Regions from separate parts of the Homo sapiens genome. Here all the other regions are linked to region 1. Evidence: chromatin contacts called from ENCODE Hi-C or POLR2A ChIA-PET data. All regions are on one chromosome and are shown on one strand. Each heading gives the region's core, a stretch centred on a gene start or an enhancer-like site at or near the end of the contact. The rest is flanking DNA. Distances are from core to core; before and after follow the strand shown.

Region 1 (2,811 bases), core at 189-2,688:
TCGCAGCTCTGGACTGCATGGAAGAGAAGAACCAGGCCGTGTGCCATGACTACGACATCCACTTCTACCCCACCTTCCGGGTGAGTATCACGCGGCTGCTTGTCCGTTGAAATTCACCTTCTACCCCACCTTCCAGGTGAGCATCACGCGGCTGCTTGTCTGTTGAAATTCGCCACATCATAGTGCCTGTGTTTTCGGCTTCTCTGGCTCTCTCCTTGGAACTTCGTAGGAATTGTAGGAGCTGATGTTTGGTGGGGGCAGCTCTTGTTCCACCCTGTTGTGCTGTGGAAGTGTCTGTGGGACTGTCCACGCTCACACAGACCCGGTCACATGGAGGGGATGCGTGAAAAGACCCCCTGCAGCCTGCACGGCCAGGGGGCGCAAGGAGACCAGGACTGCGAGGGCTGGCACCCCAGCCTGAAGCCACGCGTGTGGTCCGTGTACCATGGGGCTCTCACACATGCACACTCATGCACACACACACGCACACACAGGCACAGGGCCTCTGCCTTCCCCAGCCAAAGTCAGCCCTGCAGACAAGGCTGTGCCCATTGCTCCCACTAGGGGGCGGAGGTACCTGTGACCCTGTTGCAGGCCCGTGCATAGCATGTGTGTACCTGCGGGTGCCACTGCCTCCTGCGTGCCTTGACATGGACATCTCCAGAAACGTGGGCGCCTTGGGCCCACTTCCTGGGAAGCTTTGTCAATTTGAGTAAAACTCCGTCCTTGTCAGCCCTGGTGCCTTGCTGTGTGGTGTGGTGTCATGTCATGGTGGCTTCGCTTGTATTTTGGGGGCTGTTGTTTTCACTGTGCTGGCAGCACCTGTGGTCCTGCCCTAACAGGTGCCACGCTGGGCGGCACCGGTGTCAGCCCTGCCCCAGGGCCTCTCGGGGCCTGTGTCGCACACTTGCTTGCCTGCCTCTGCGTGTGATTACGTCAGCATGGCTTCCTGTTGTATTTTGATTTTGCTTCAGACACAGTTCACACTGTGCTGTATGTAAACTTTCGGGCCCTCTTTCTGTTACTTAATGGGACATTGCCCAGATCCACTACGATGCTCATTGGATGGGATTGTCCAGTGACGTCACTCTGAGAACCAGAGCCCCCCGTTGCCAGGTGTGTGGGCTCTTCCAGGCTTTGGTGGCTTTGAACGGCGCTGCTGTGCGCCTTCCCGGGCAAGGGGAGAGCTGAGGCTGGGAGAGAAGCCACTGGGCCGCGAACCGGGTCTGTGCACAACAGACCTGCAGGGCCAGCAGTGTCAGGCAGTTTTGTGCTCGCCCAGGGACCAGTGCAGCAGGAAGCACTGGCGGCTTCGTTTGCATTTCCCTGGCGGCTGCAGTGCCAGCACATCTGGCTTTGTGGGCCGTGGGTGTCATGGGTGAAGTGTCTTCCTGTCATCTGCACGTTTCCCTCTTAGCTGGCCAGTGCTTTTCTTACCGACCTCATCTCCGCCATCATGTAACCTTGTCTCGTCGCTGTCTCTAACGTACCCTTTGATGAAGAAAGTTTTTAATGTTAACATAAGAACCTAATCATCCACTCAGAGATACTGCGTGGTGTCTCCTCCTCCTGCACATCCTCCGTGTTGTCACAGCTAACGCTACAGCTAACCATTAAGACATAGGCTCACTACCAAGTCCCAGAGAGCGGTGTCTTTTATGATTCCAGCCCAGTTGAACTGTCTTGCTTCTAGCCCTGTTGGGTCAGAAAATGTAAATGATGGGAATGCTGATTGGAGCTAACCTTAGCCCCCTCGTAAATCTGACAGGAAACATTAATATGCACAAAGACAAGGAGAAGCGTGTGGTTTGTCATTAATTTATGAAAACTTTCCGAAGGAAATTGAGTAAAGCTCCCTCTAAGGTGACGGGCGTTTTGTTGCTTAAACACATGCAGATGCCCATGGAAGGCTGCCTCTTACTTGTTCTGTGTTTTTCCTCTTAGTATTTTAAAGCATTTACAAAGGAGTTTACAACTGGAGAAAATTTTAAAGGTAAGGACATAAGCATTGTATTTTAGTCCCTGAGATTCCCCTCATAAACCTGCTAAAGACACACGGTCCCAGAGCCTGGGGAGCTCCCAGCCTGGGTCAGCACCTTTCCCTCTGCTGACCTTCCTGCCTGCTTTCCCTTAAGAGTTCAGATATTAATAGTTTCAAAGAGAAATTTTAATTTTGTGCTTTGCCTTGCTTGGCAAATATTGTAGTAAAAACTTTTTCAGAGTAAATTTTTTATTGTAAAAATATTTGGAGATGTGCACAGATCACATGTACCCACCCGATGAATTTTTACAAATGATCCCACCCAGCCGAGCATCGCCCAGAGTGTGATCAGACCCCGCAGGCCACACCCTGGGGGGCTCTGCCTGTGAGGGACCCGGTGGAGCTGCCTGGCCTGCTCCTCGCCGCGCCCTGGGGGGGCTCTGCCTGTGAGTGACCCAGTGGAGCCGCCTGGCCTGCTCCTCGCAGTGCCGTGTCTTGCCATCTGCCTCTGTTGCCTGTCCCTGTGGCCCACCCATGCTTGTGTCATTGCTGTGTGGTCTCCAGTTGTGTGAATCCAGCGCTGTCTGTACCACGCCTGTGGGTGGCATTGGGCACACCCATTGGGATTGCACATGTTGCTGCCACCTGCACCCTGCTGTCTTTGGGCCCCAGGCTGGGACGGGGCTGCTGTCCCTGGGTGTATGCCTGCCCCACGAGGACAGCCGCACACACAGCTCTGACCCTGGTGTGCTTCCGGCAGGACCTGACCGAGAGCTGCGAACAGTCAGACAGACGATGATTGACTTCCTGCAGAACCACACGGAAGGAAG
Region 2 (2,811 bases), core at 196-2,695, 110 kb before region 1:
GTGGGGTGGCGGAGCGGGCAGGTGTGGCTGGGGGCCCTGCTGTGGGCTCCAAGGGGACCTTAATGGCCCCCAGTACACCCGTCCCTGACCTTCTGAGTGACCTGAACTGGTCACTGACCCCTGGGCCTCTGAGGGAACCAGGACTCACTGTGGACCCGGAGGTGGAGTCTGGGGGTCTGTCCCTGGGTGAGGTGGCCCCACAGGTCCTCAACAGCCCCTAGTTCACCCCAGAGATGCTTGGGGTCCCAGGCGGTTGGGCCTGTGCCCTCCGGTGCGCGAGGGGCCCGGCCCCGCCCGGCTGCACCTCTCTCAGCCCCTGCCTTGTGCGCCGAGGCTCTGTGGGGGACCCTCCCGGGAACATCCACATCACTCAGGAACTAACTGTTTGCTTAAGTCAAGCAGAAGAGAGGTGGCATGGGGTTGGGGGGAGGGCCACATGGAGCCCTGGAAGGCCCTGGAGGCTGTAGCCTGCACTCAGAGGGACACGGGGGCTGCCTGCTGGCTGCCAGTGAAGCTCTTCAGACGAGGGCTCTGCTGACCTTCCCATGCCCGCCCCTCTCCACCCTCACCTGGGCACCTGCAGGCCTCCCCACCCGGCCACCTCCTACATGGGTCTATGGTGGTCAGTAGGGGCTGGCACCGTCTTTAGCATGAACAGGCTCGGGGTGTGCAGAGGGAGGTGGCGTGGGAGTGGGTGATGTAAGGACAGGCCGGGAGCCGGGAGGCCCACAGTTCATCTGTGATGTTCCGCCCTGACCACAGTAGGAGGGCGCTGATGGGCGGAGCCCACAGAGACCCTGTGCAAACTCTCCAAGGAGGAGGAGACGCAGCTGCCCAGGAAGGCACCAGCTGGGGGCTGCAGGAAAAACCCCCGGGCATGGTAGACATGTCATCACCAGGCCTCGGAAGGACCAGGCAGCTGCAATGGCCCTGAAAGGATGAGGGGGGCCCAGGCACGCACACGCTCGCTCGGGGCAGAGGGGACCCGGCCCGTCTGGAGTGGGCTGGGCAGTGCCCGGGACTTCTGGGGGCAGGCCTGGCTCACCTCCTGGGAGATCTGCAGGTGCTTCTTGGCGAAGGTCAGGGCCTGCGCTGGGCGCCCCATGGACACGTAGGCATTTCCCAGGCTCCAGCACGCCCGGCCCTCGCCCACTCTGCCAGAGAGGGAGACCAGATTCATACCCGCCCTCTCCAGGCCAGCCCCCAGCCCCAGCCCCTCCCCTGGTGGTCACGGCCCCAGCATGACCCTGGCTTCGAGGGTCATCAGGGGCCCCCAGGCCCAAGGGGCATTGGCCGGATGACAGGATAATGCCCCCAGCTGGACCTCCCACAAATTCTGCCACCTTCAAGCATAAGCCCCAATCAGCTCTGCCTTTTTTCTTCCCATTAAAAGGATTAGCGCAGAGTCCAAGCAACCTGGCCTGTGGCCGGCTCTGCCTTTGCGGGCAGTTTCTGGGCCCTTGGCCTCGCTCGCCCCCTGGCGGCCGGCAAGCCTCCTCCCTTGCACTCCCTCCACCCTTACGGGCACCCTCCAAGTCACTGGGTGAGGGGGTTGTTTTTATATTGGAGGGAAATGCGTCTAACAGGAATTTGATCATTTTCACGTGGACGATCCACTGGCATTTTGTACATTCATGCTGTGCAACCGGCACCTCTGTCTATTCCAGAACATTCTCCTCACCACGCCACAAAGGAAAACCTTGGGCCACTTTTAAGCCTCCAGGCAGGGCAGCCTTTCAAAAGACCTCTCCTCTCTGCTGCCTGTGAAAGGCCACAGGCCTGTGGCTCTGAGCCCCTTGTTCCGGCCACCACCCACCCCAGACCTGCACACAAGACAGTACTTAGGGGCCTGTGGTTTGCCAGCCTGTCTCTCTCCAGAGAGTGATATTTACATACATACATGGGTGGTGGGGGCAACAGGGTGGCGAATTGAGGGATGGGAGGGGGACCCCACCCGCTTGTGCCAGGGGTCAGTGGCCGGCCCAATGTCCACACTGTCTGGCTCAGTCCCCACAGTGGCGTTGCCACTCCTGGGTCACAGCATGGTCAGTGGCAGAGCAGGGGATGGGACCCAGGCCACCTCGCCTGGGCCGCGGTAATTCAGCCTGTGGGCCGGGCCGGGTCTGCCCGCCGCGTCCGCGCCCACGCACCTGTCGGCCAGCTCCTGGGCAATGAGCAGGTGCCGCAGGTGGTACTCGGCCGCGCGCTCGTAGTCCTGCAGCAGCGTGTAGGTGTTGCCCAGACTGTAGCAGGCCTGCGCCTCCACTGCCTGGTCCCTGAGCTGCCGAGACAGTTGCAGCGTCTTCCTGTGCAGAGTGGCAGGGTCAGCCCCCAGGAGGAGGGCTCCAGGGTGAGGGGTGGAAGGTAAGAATGGGGACGCAGTCTGCCCGATGGTCCCCTGCCCCGGAATCCCACTGGGGCCTCTCTGGGGTCCAGCTTCATCCCCACCCTCACATGGCCACAGAGCGGGACTGTTGGCCCCAGGGGGACGGGGGGTCCTGCCAGGCTCTGGCAAGTTGCCTGACCACCCTGAGCCGCCACCACTCCTCCCCGGAGGACCTGAGACTGCTGTGCCCACTGCTCAGGCTGAGATGGGGTTAAGTTTAGGGCTGGGCACAGGACCCCGTGCTGACAGCCGGGCTCCACCCGGCAGGCGCTGCTCTGTGGCTCAGGCCAGGAGGCAGATGGCCCAGACCTCCCATAGGCCGGCTCCCCCACCGCCTGCCTCCCCATGAGCTTTGTCCGTCTGCCCTTCCCGGGGCAGCCTAGAACCCCACCTTGCCTTCTGGGGAGGGGAGGGGAGGCAGTCAG
Region 3 (2,811 bases), core at 171-2,670, 67 kb after region 1:
GGTCCATCGTCTGCAAGGCAAGGGAAATAGATCTCCTCACGGTGGCCATGTCCCTGCCAGCCCAGGTGTGCAAATGTCCCTGAAATACACCAAGGGAGGTACATTTCATTACAGAGCTGATCGGCCTTGAATCACAGAGCCCTTGGCCATTGATGGTCTTCTGGGAGAGGCCAGTGGGTAAATGGTAGGGAAGCCATTCCATACCTTCTCTCATGCACACGTTTTGGTGATGGCTGGATTAGGACCGGCTGCTGCGGTGCATGGGGTGAGGGTGGGGGATCACCGGTGCTATGTAACAGGCAGCTTTGGGAAAGGGATCAGGAAGTTTCATGTCAATCAACCAATCAATCAATCAATTAACAAATGCATTGCCAAGCTTGACTGGAGCTTAAGGTTCAGGACATCACTTGTGCTGACCTTGATGGGTGAACTTTGGGAGGTTTATCATCTCTTTCCAGAAGGCTCCAAGACAAATGTATGCATTCAGCTTTGTCAGGGTACTTGGTTAGGGAGTGAATGCACAAACGCCCAAGGAGGCCAGTGTTCAACGGCCTCACAGGTAAGGGACGGGACAGCCCTACTTCCCGGCTGCACAAGCAGAAAGAAATGGGTTGAGTCCCTGGCTGTGCTTCTCCCACAGGGCTGCATGCACCTGCTCTGACAGATGGAGGCTTTTCCTGGAGTTATCTGGCCCAGAGCAAGGTGTGCCTGTGTCACCCTGCAGGGACACAGCAGCAGAGCAGCCAGCAGTGAGGCATGAGGCCTGGCCCTCACCCATCACAGGGTGGCCACCCAGCATCTCTGGCCCTTTCTTCCTCCAGGAAACGCCTTCCCCATGGCAGGTCACCCATGCTTTCCTCCCTGGGGCCACAGGACAATGCTGCTGGAGACACGCAGTGACCCTCAAGAAACAGACCCTGGAGGGAAAGGTCCCTGGGCCATGAGGAGATGCTGAGCAGCCACCTCCAGGCCTCTCTTCCTGGAAGCCTGGGCCCAGCACCCCTCACTTGGGGCTCCTGCTACAGGAGCCACATCCCTGGAAAACCTGGCAGCTGCCACAGGAACAAAGCAACCTCAGGGGACAGCACTCTGTACCCTTGCTCCCAAGGTCTTTTGTCCACGAGTGGCCCTGTGGCCCTGCCAGTGTCCCCGGGGCTGCCACAGGGCCCTGAAGGCTGCAGCCCACAGGGGAACTGCAGAGACTCCCGGCAGGTGGGACCCCGTGGAGCCACCTGGAGCCGCTGGGGACGTTGCTCCCAGGGAGACCTTTGGTGGCTCACGGGTTGAAGGGGCAGCATTGTACCTGCAGAAAGCTCCAGGCACTGGGAGGCACGACCTCTCCCACGTGGGACGGCTGCCTCCTGCCCTTGCCCTGGAAACCCCAACTTAGTAGGCCTGGGGAGGAGCAGAGTGTCTGGGTGTCGTGAAAGCCCCCGGCAGGGCTGGCCTCAGAGGAAGGAGCTCTGACCTGGCCTCGGCCCTCGGAGCTCATAGCTCTGTCCCCACCCTCTCCACAGTGGCTGGAGTCCTGGGCTTGTGTCCACACCTTCCACCAAAGCCAAGCCCACCCTGGGTTCAGCTCCACTTCTGACTGGAGAGACCCTCCCCTCTGGCCCCAGCTCCCCCCTCTGTAGGGTGAGGGGTTGGGATGCCCCTCTCTGGTTCTGTTGTACTGACATGAATCTCTGATTGAAACATTGCTCGGCATATCTGGTGGGGAGGAAATGATACGGTTTCCTGCAAGCCCAGCTGAGAGATGATGCGATGTTTTTCTTGGATGCTTGGTTTTTAAAAAGTCCCTGATAAGGGACAAGCTAATTGGGAATTCTTGAAGAGAGGAGGGCTGGGGGCATGGGAGGCGGCCACGCTGGGAGCCGACCCCCGTCAGCCATCAGTTGAGAAAAGACTCTCTCTAAGTAGACCAGCCAATACCAAGTGGGGGAGCCCCCAGCAGGTGCCCTGACAAAGAGGGGGCCCCCACCACGAGCAGGCCCAGGGCTCCTAAATGGGGACGGGTTGGGGGGAGAACAGGGGCTAAAAGGAAATCAAAAGCAAATTATTTTCGGGATTATAGCTCTTGAGCCCCAGCGAGATATTACCCATTTTTCATAGCAGACAAAACCATTTTCCAAGGGATCAATTTTGCCTGCGGAAGTCGCCTTCCTCCAGCCCATAATCCATCATATTTCCCCATTTGCAATTTCTTGGTGTCTGAGTGTTTTAAGTTTCCTATGAATTATTTTATAAAGCTTTCTTTCTTCCTGCTGAAATGAGGTGTTCCGGCCCTGCTGGGAGGGCCCAACAACATTGAATGGGGGACTAAGGGGCCAGCAGTGTCCCGGCAGGGACGTGGCTGGACAGCTCGGGGTGGACTTGGTCAGAGCCAGCCCTGGTGGCCCCCAGACCACCCCCAGCTCAGAGTCGGCCTCCTGGGACACAGGGAGGCGTCCAGTGGGGACGGCGGCAGAGGGTCCCAGCCCCGCCAGCCGGAAGGGACGCAGGTGGGCTTGGCCCTGGTGAGTTCGGGGGAGGCCACCAGCCACTCGGGGCCCCGGGGGGAGGTGGGCTCAGGGGAAAGTTTTTGAGGAGATTTATTCTGATGCTCTGCTGAGGGGGACTCATCCTTCAAGAGGCAGCGTGTGTAAAAATTCCCCGGCCTGTTGATTGGTCTGTCACGGTGATTTGTGGCTCTTCCCCCGAGGTAATGGGAGCCACTGGGCTGGTGAAAGGCAGCCGGACAGATTGCTGAACAGAGCGGGCGGGAGGCCGCACAGCCGGCGAGATTTATTGACCTCAACCCACGGAGGCCCC

What was found. Hi-C counts contacts between places; a loop is a spot of excess contacts on that map. ChIA-PET counts read pairs that join two places held with the same protein, here RNA polymerase II (POLR2A). Pooled maps may share reads with other maps.
Region 2: a loop to region 1 is called in a pooled map, with 2.2 times the contacts of the local background. The contact joins two enhancer-like sites. A Hi-C loop is called at or near these places in 1 of 50 pooled maps. POLR2A ChIA-PET finds 5 or more read pairs at or near these places in 3 of 52 experiments (A673, H1 and T-cell).
Region 3: a loop to region 1 is called in a map of endothelial cell of hepatic sinusoid, with 2.2 times the contacts of the local background. The contact joins two enhancer-like sites. A Hi-C loop is called at or near these places in 5 of 168 maps with a recorded cell type or tissue (Caco-2, ectodermal cell, endothelial cell of hepatic sinusoid and 2 more) and 5 of 50 pooled maps. POLR2A ChIA-PET finds 5 or more read pairs at or near these places in 1 of 52 experiments (B cell).

Annotation. Positions count from the first base shown.
Region 1 is chr9:136,224,043-136,226,853 of GRCh38, reverse strand. It overlaps QSOX2 (quiescin sulfhydryl oxidase 2), which reads left to right. Exons shown (of 12, transcript NM_181701.4): 2 at 1-80; 3 at 1,945-1,993; 4 at 2,742-2,811. Among named protein-coding and RNA genes, the nearest start is that of LHX3, 20 kb to the right of the region's middle. RefSeq lists enhancers at 810-1,029, 1,160-1,239, 1,420-1,469. Within about 2 kb of position 1,438, at least 8 of the 41 ENCODE cell types and tissues checked have a DNase peak (open chromatin) inside an H3K27ac peak, as active enhancers do.
Region 2 is chr9:136,338,050-136,340,860 of GRCh38, reverse strand. It overlaps GPSM1 (G protein signaling modulator 1), which reads right to left. Exons shown (of 14, transcript NM_001145638.3): 7 at 2,151-2,306; 8 at 1,046-1,154. Among named protein-coding and RNA genes, the nearest start is that of GPSM1, 12 kb to the right of the region's middle. RefSeq lists an enhancer at 1,375-1,424. Within about 2 kb of position 1,445, at least 4 of the 41 ENCODE cell types and tissues checked have a DNase peak (open chromatin) inside an H3K27ac peak, as active enhancers do.
Region 3 is chr9:136,156,598-136,159,408 of GRCh38, reverse strand. No RefSeq gene overlaps it. Among named protein-coding and RNA genes, the nearest start is that of TMEM250, 39 kb to the right of the region's middle. RefSeq lists an enhancer at 2,396-2,811. Within about 2 kb of position 1,420, at least 2 of the 41 ENCODE cell types and tissues checked have a DNase peak (open chromatin) inside an H3K27ac peak, as active enhancers do.